Regions from separate parts of the Homo sapiens genome. Here region 1 is linked to region 2. A link is a loop called in an ENCODE intact Hi-C map of the cell type or tissue named here. Cell type or tissue: Calu3. All regions are shown on one strand. Links, peaks and the distances in the headings refer to the core of each region. The heading gives the core; the rest is flanking DNA. Region 1 has its middle 190 kb from the start of LINC02671. Region 2 overlaps LOC124902439 (a long non-coding RNA gene).

Region 1 (2,932 bases), core at 273-2,772, 300 kb before region 2:
ACACTTACTAATATATTTTGCTTTAAAACTAAAAATTTTATTTTAACATTCTTCTGGAAAAATAATCATACAAGCATGTCAACTAAGCTCGAGGCAAATATAATAGAAAGTAGAATGTGAGTGCTGCTTTTCCCTATCAGGTAGATTTATAAATAAAAGAACATGTCACTACCAAATGATATGATCTGTCACTTCATGCAGTATATCAGGTAGCTATAGGTAGTATGAAACTTGGAAAAATATGAGGCAGAGGATGAACATGATAAAGTTTTATGTGCAACTTCATTATCATTCCCTCAGCTACGCTATAAACAATGTCTATTCTGAATCCACTTTTAATAGTCACCAAGAGAAGAGAGAAGAACAACAGAACAGAGAGAAGTAGATTCTTCAACTCAGCTGTCAAGTGAACTCAGGATATCAAAGGACTGTGCAATGTGTTGTCAGAGGTCATGTTCTTTGACCACTATATTTTCCCATACTATATGTTACTGGTGGCTGGTATCAGAGTTTCCCCAGGTTATCAGCAGTGTATCTTAATGCGTCTGCAGCAACTTCAATTTTTGCCTCCTGAGAAGAAAGAATTCTACTGAGGAGCACAAGGCAGAACAAGACCGAAGTGAGTTTCAGAGCAAGAGTGGAAGTTTTTTTTTTAAAGGCTGTAGAATAGGAAAGAAAGGAAAGTTCACTTGGAAGAGATCCAAAAAGGCGTCTGAAGGTCAAAGAGAGCATTTAACCTTGGTCTCCTAGGACTTTTTGGCTCACTTCTTTTCCATGATTCTTCCCTTAGGGTGGGCTTCCCGCATGCGCAGTCTCCTCTTTGCCCCTGGGAACTGAGCATGCGGTAGTGTGTTTAGGAAGTTGCTCGTATGCCCATCTGAGGCTTTCTTCCCTTTTCTGGTGAAGTGTCCCTGGAAGATCATACTTCTCTATTTTGTATGTTAACATGCATGCCCCGGAGGTTTCTTCTCCCTGGCATCTCTATTCCCTTAACACTTTAATGTTAATAGCTGTGGATCATCAGGAGATTGTCTCTCTCTGGTGCCCTAGCACTCCCTACTGAGTTGTCATTTTTAGCGAGGCAGTGTGATAATTGTTGAACCATCACCTGACATTCCTAGTGGGTGGGGGAAGAGCCCTCTCCCGCCTCACTCATCCCTATCTAACTACCTGTAACACTATACACATTTGTCTTCTGTGATAATGGAGCTGCATTTCTAAGCCCTGAATATTTGGATTTCACTTTCCTTTAACTACTGTTTATGCATGCACATACCACTTCCTTGCATCCCAACACCATAGGGGCTAGCTGCAGGTCACATGGAATAGGATGTTCACTTCTAATGAGGAAAGAGGCCATTCCTCCTACTGTCCCCTGTCTCCAAAGAAAAGGAGGAAGTAAAAACTGAAAAACAACAGACTGATCCGCGCCACTGGCCAGGCCTGTAAGTTAAAGATTAACCACCACCCTAACCACTTGTGCTGTCTATAGATCACAGACAATGGTATGGAGAAATACTTGCCTTGCTCACCACCCCCACCTAGTCACGTACCCCATGCTTGCACAATCTATCACACGACCCTTTCACGTGGACCCCTTAGAGTTGTAAGCCTTTAAAAGGGCCAGGAACTCTTTCTTCAGGGAGCTCAGTTCTTTTTTTTTTTTTGAGTCGGAGATCTTGCTCTGTCGCCCAGGCTGGAGTGCAGTGGCCCGATCTCTGCTCACTGCAAGCTCCACCTCACGGGTTCACGCCATTCTCCTGCCTCAGCCTCCCCAGCAGCTGGGACTACAGGTGCACGCCGCCACACCCGGCTACTTTTTTTTTGTATTTTTAGTAGAGACGGGGTTTCACCGTGTTAGCCAGGATGGTCTTGATCTCCTGACCTTGTGATCCGCCCACCTCGGCCTCCCAAAGTACTGGTATTACAGGCGTGAGCCACTGTGACCGGCCAGAAGCTCGGTTCTTGAGACCCAAGTCTGCAGATGCTCCTGGCTGGATAAAGCATCTTCCTTCTTTAACCTGGTGTCTGAGGGGTTTTGTCTGTGGCTCCTCCTGCTACACTTACAGAGTTCTTACCTTCAACAGTTATGATGCTCTTCTAGTCCTAAAATCCACTTCAAGAAATAGATTCTGAGCACAAACCTATGACATTGACAAAGTTCAAGCAAGTTTCTTCAGGACAGGATGTGTTTTAAAATTGAGTATGCTTTACAATGAATCATAGGTGGTGACTAACTTAAAATGCACACTTGAGTTATCACAACAGAATAGAAAAATTGGCCCTGGATTATTCAGTTTTTAAGAACAGGTTATATTATATATATTATATAATAAATTTATTGTATATGTTATATTTATATAGAGAGCTATATAATATATAACTAGATATAGTATTATAACCTCATTCTTGAAATCAGGGCCAAAGAGAACATGGCTACAAGACTAAATGTTGATATTCTACAATTTGATTGAATTTTGAGTTGTCTAACTTCTTTTAATTTAATAATATATTTCATTTAGATAATTTCTAAAACATTATCGTTTCAACACATAATCAGTACAAAATATTATTAAGATATTTTACATTTTGGGGGTACGAAGTCTTCCAAATTTGGCATGGATTTTTCACTTTACAGCCATGTCAATTCAGACACTAAATTTGTATCAGAAATACTTGATTTCTATTTAGATTTTATAAAATTTACATTAAGAAAGTAGATTCAGCCAGGCACGGTGGCTCACACCTTTAATACCAGCACTTTTGGAGGCTGAGGAGGGCAGATCACGAGGTCAGGAGATGGATACCATCCTGGCCAACATGGTGAAACCCTGTCTCTACTAAAAATACAAAAATTAGCTGGGCGTGGTGGGGCGCAACTGTAGTCCTAGCTACTAGAGAGGTTGAGGAAGGAGAATCGCTTGAACCCAGG
Region 2 (2,932 bases), core at 322-2,821:
CTTCCCTTTTTACTTATTTCTAAGTCCTTTCTTTGAGTGAGAATTCAGCTCTAATTATTTACCATATAGGTGCTTATTTCTTCAGTCCTGATATACATATAAAGTACTTTCATAATTGTTATCTACAGTTCTATGAGAAACAAGTTTACTAACTAGAGTATTATATTTGTGTGCAGCTCTTTTGGTCTTTAACCTAAAAAGTATATAGTCAAAATGCTGTTTTCCAAACCGACTTAAGGTTATTTTCTTCGCACAGTCTTTACTGTGGTAATGCTATTAATTTGTAATTGATTTGATTTGTTACGCTTCATATTTCATCTTCAGTTTCCCCCCTGTTAAAATTCTGGTTAATTTTAATTGTTTATATTTTGGGATATGTGAAGGATCACCATGGTTTAAAGCATCAAAACTATTATAAAAATATGTATTCATAGAAATGTCACTTCTCCCTCATCTCTTCTGCCTCATTCTTATTTGCCCAATATTTCCACACTGTTTCTACACATCCCCTGTAATTAACCAACCTCATTAGTTTCTGGTTACTCTTTGTATTTCACTTTGCACATTTTTATAGAAATATATTTTAAGAAATGTCTGGTAATATCTTTTTTCATTTTTCAGCAGGTTTTCAGATTTTTGTCTCCTCAATTTTAAAGAGTTCTTTATATATTAGTATATTAGCCATTTTTCTAGATTACGTTGAATATTTTCAGCACGTTTGTCAGTTATCTTTTGGCAATTTTCTACTTTTTCTGCCATGAAAATATTTTATAGTTATGTAGTCAAATTCATCAATCTTTCCTTTTATTGCCTCTGAATTGTGAGATGGTCTTTCCCTAGATGAGAGTTAAAAAACAAGTTACTCATGTTTTCTTTCAGTAGTTGTACAATTACATGTTTTGCATTTAGATCTCTGAAACTTTTTAAGTTCCTTCCTGTGAATGGTGTGAGAAATAGATCTAACTATGTCATCTTCCAGTGGCTATCCATTTTCCCACCACCATTAAGTCAATAGCCCATCATTGTCCCAGTGACAAGAGATGCCGCTTTTATCATTTACTACGTTTTCATAGGCATTTGGGTCTATTTCAAGACGTTAAATATATTTCACAAAACAAAAAAAACAGGCTTTTTTGTCTCTTCATCCACAAGTACCACCTGATTTAGTTGCTGTGCCTTAATAATGAGCTTAAATTCCTAGTAGGGCTAAACCTTCTCATAGTGTTTCTTTCATAGTGTTTTCTTATCTATTTTTGCATGTCGCTTTTTCATATTTAAATTTCTATTTAATGTTACTTTGTCTAACTTCATAAAAAGCTTCTTTGTATTTTTATTGGGTGTTAAATTTATAAACACAACTTTGATAGAAATGACATCTTTATAATACTGGGTTGGTCTAGCCAGGAACTGTGCATGTCATTCCATTTATTCAAGTCTACTTTTTGGCTTTTAAGAGGGCTTTAAACATTTTGTTTTATGTTTTTTGTTTTTTTATTTTTAGTAAAGGTAATACCTTTTAAATAGGGCATCTTAGCCATCTGTGCTGCTGTAACACAATACCATAGACTGAGTAATTTATAAACAACAGAAATTTTTTTTCAGTTTTAGAGACTGGGAGGTCCAAGGTCAAGGTGCTGGAAGATTCAGTGTCTGGTGAGAGCTGCTCTCTGCTTCCAAGATGCCGCTGTAATGCTGCATCCTTTAGAGGTGAGGAATGTTGTGCCCTCACATGGCAGAGGGCAGAAGTGCAAAAGGGACAAGCTTCCCTCATCAAGCTCTTTTATAAAGGCAACTAATCCCATTTACAAGGGAAAAGCTCTCATGGCCTAATCCCTTCTTAAAGGCCCTACCTCTTAATTCTATCATATTGGCAATACCTGAATTTTTCAGGGAACACATTCGAACTATAGCATAGGCTTATTGATTTCTGTATGTAAATTTGATATTATGCCATCTAACTGAATTATTTTATTGTTTACATTATTTTTAGCATTGATTCTCCAGGGTTTTCCAGGAGTCTATCCTATCAGGTGAAAGTAGAGATGTTCCTATTTCTCTTTACCCATACTTATGCCTCCATGAATTTCTCTTATATAAAAGTAGTATAATGTTAAATACTATCAGAGATTGTGGACATATTTGCATCTTTCTTGAACTTAGTGAAAATGCCTAGTATACATTTTCATTACATAAAATACCAGTTTTATGACAAAGATATATAGTATATGTTTATATAAATGTATATTTGTATATTTTATATATACACACACATATACACATATATGTGTACACACATATACACATATATGTGTACACACATATACACATATATGTGTACACACATATACACATATATGTGTACACACATATACACATATATGTGTACACACATATACACATATATGTGTACACACATATACACATATATGTGTACACACATATACACATATATGTGTACACACATATATTATCATCTTTAAAAAGTGCCCATAATCACTATTTTCTTGAATATTTTTTAGCAGGAAGTGGCTTTGAATTTTGTTGAAGGCTTTTTGTAAGCAACTATGAAGATACATGTCTTAGTCTGTTCAGGCTGCTATAGCTAAATACAATAAACTGAGTGGCTTATAAACAACAGAAATTTTCTAATAGAGCTGGAAGCTGGAAAGTCCAAGACCAAGATCCTGGCAGATTTGGTGTCTAGTGAGATCTTGATTTCTTATTCATAGATAGCTCCTTCTAGCTGTACCATTATATGGTGGAAGAGGCAAACCAGCTACCTTAGGCCTATTTCATAAGGCACCAATCCCATTCATGAGGACTTTGTTCTCATGATCTAATAACCTCCCCAAAGCCCCACCTCCTAATATCATTGTCTTCGGTTATAGGATTTCAACATATGATTCTGGAGGGAACACAAATATTCAGACCA

The links. A loop is a pair of places that touch in the nucleus more often than their neighbours do. Peaks named below come from ENCODE experiments on the same cell type or tissue, not always from the same donor. Only the 100,000 strongest peaks of a DNase experiment are listed, where the experiment ranks them.
Region 1: a loop joins it to region 2, with 11 times the contacts of the local background. A loop is called at or near these places in 2 of 110 quality-filtered maps.

Annotation. Positions count from the first base shown.
Region 1 is chr10:64,730,492-64,733,423 of GRCh38, reverse strand. No RefSeq gene overlaps it. Among named protein-coding and RNA genes, the nearest start is that of LINC02671, 190 kb to the left of the region's middle. In Calu3, for the core only: no CTCF peak of the experiment used is centred there; a DNase peak (open chromatin) is centred at 1,483.
Region 2 is chr10:64,429,713-64,432,644 of GRCh38, reverse strand. The region is part of intron 4 of LOC124902439 (a long non-coding RNA gene); the gene reads right to left. Among named protein-coding and RNA genes, the nearest start is that of LINC02671, 490 kb to the left of the region's middle. In Calu3, for the core only: a CTCF peak has its summit at 1,732; a DNase peak (open chromatin) is centred at 1,714.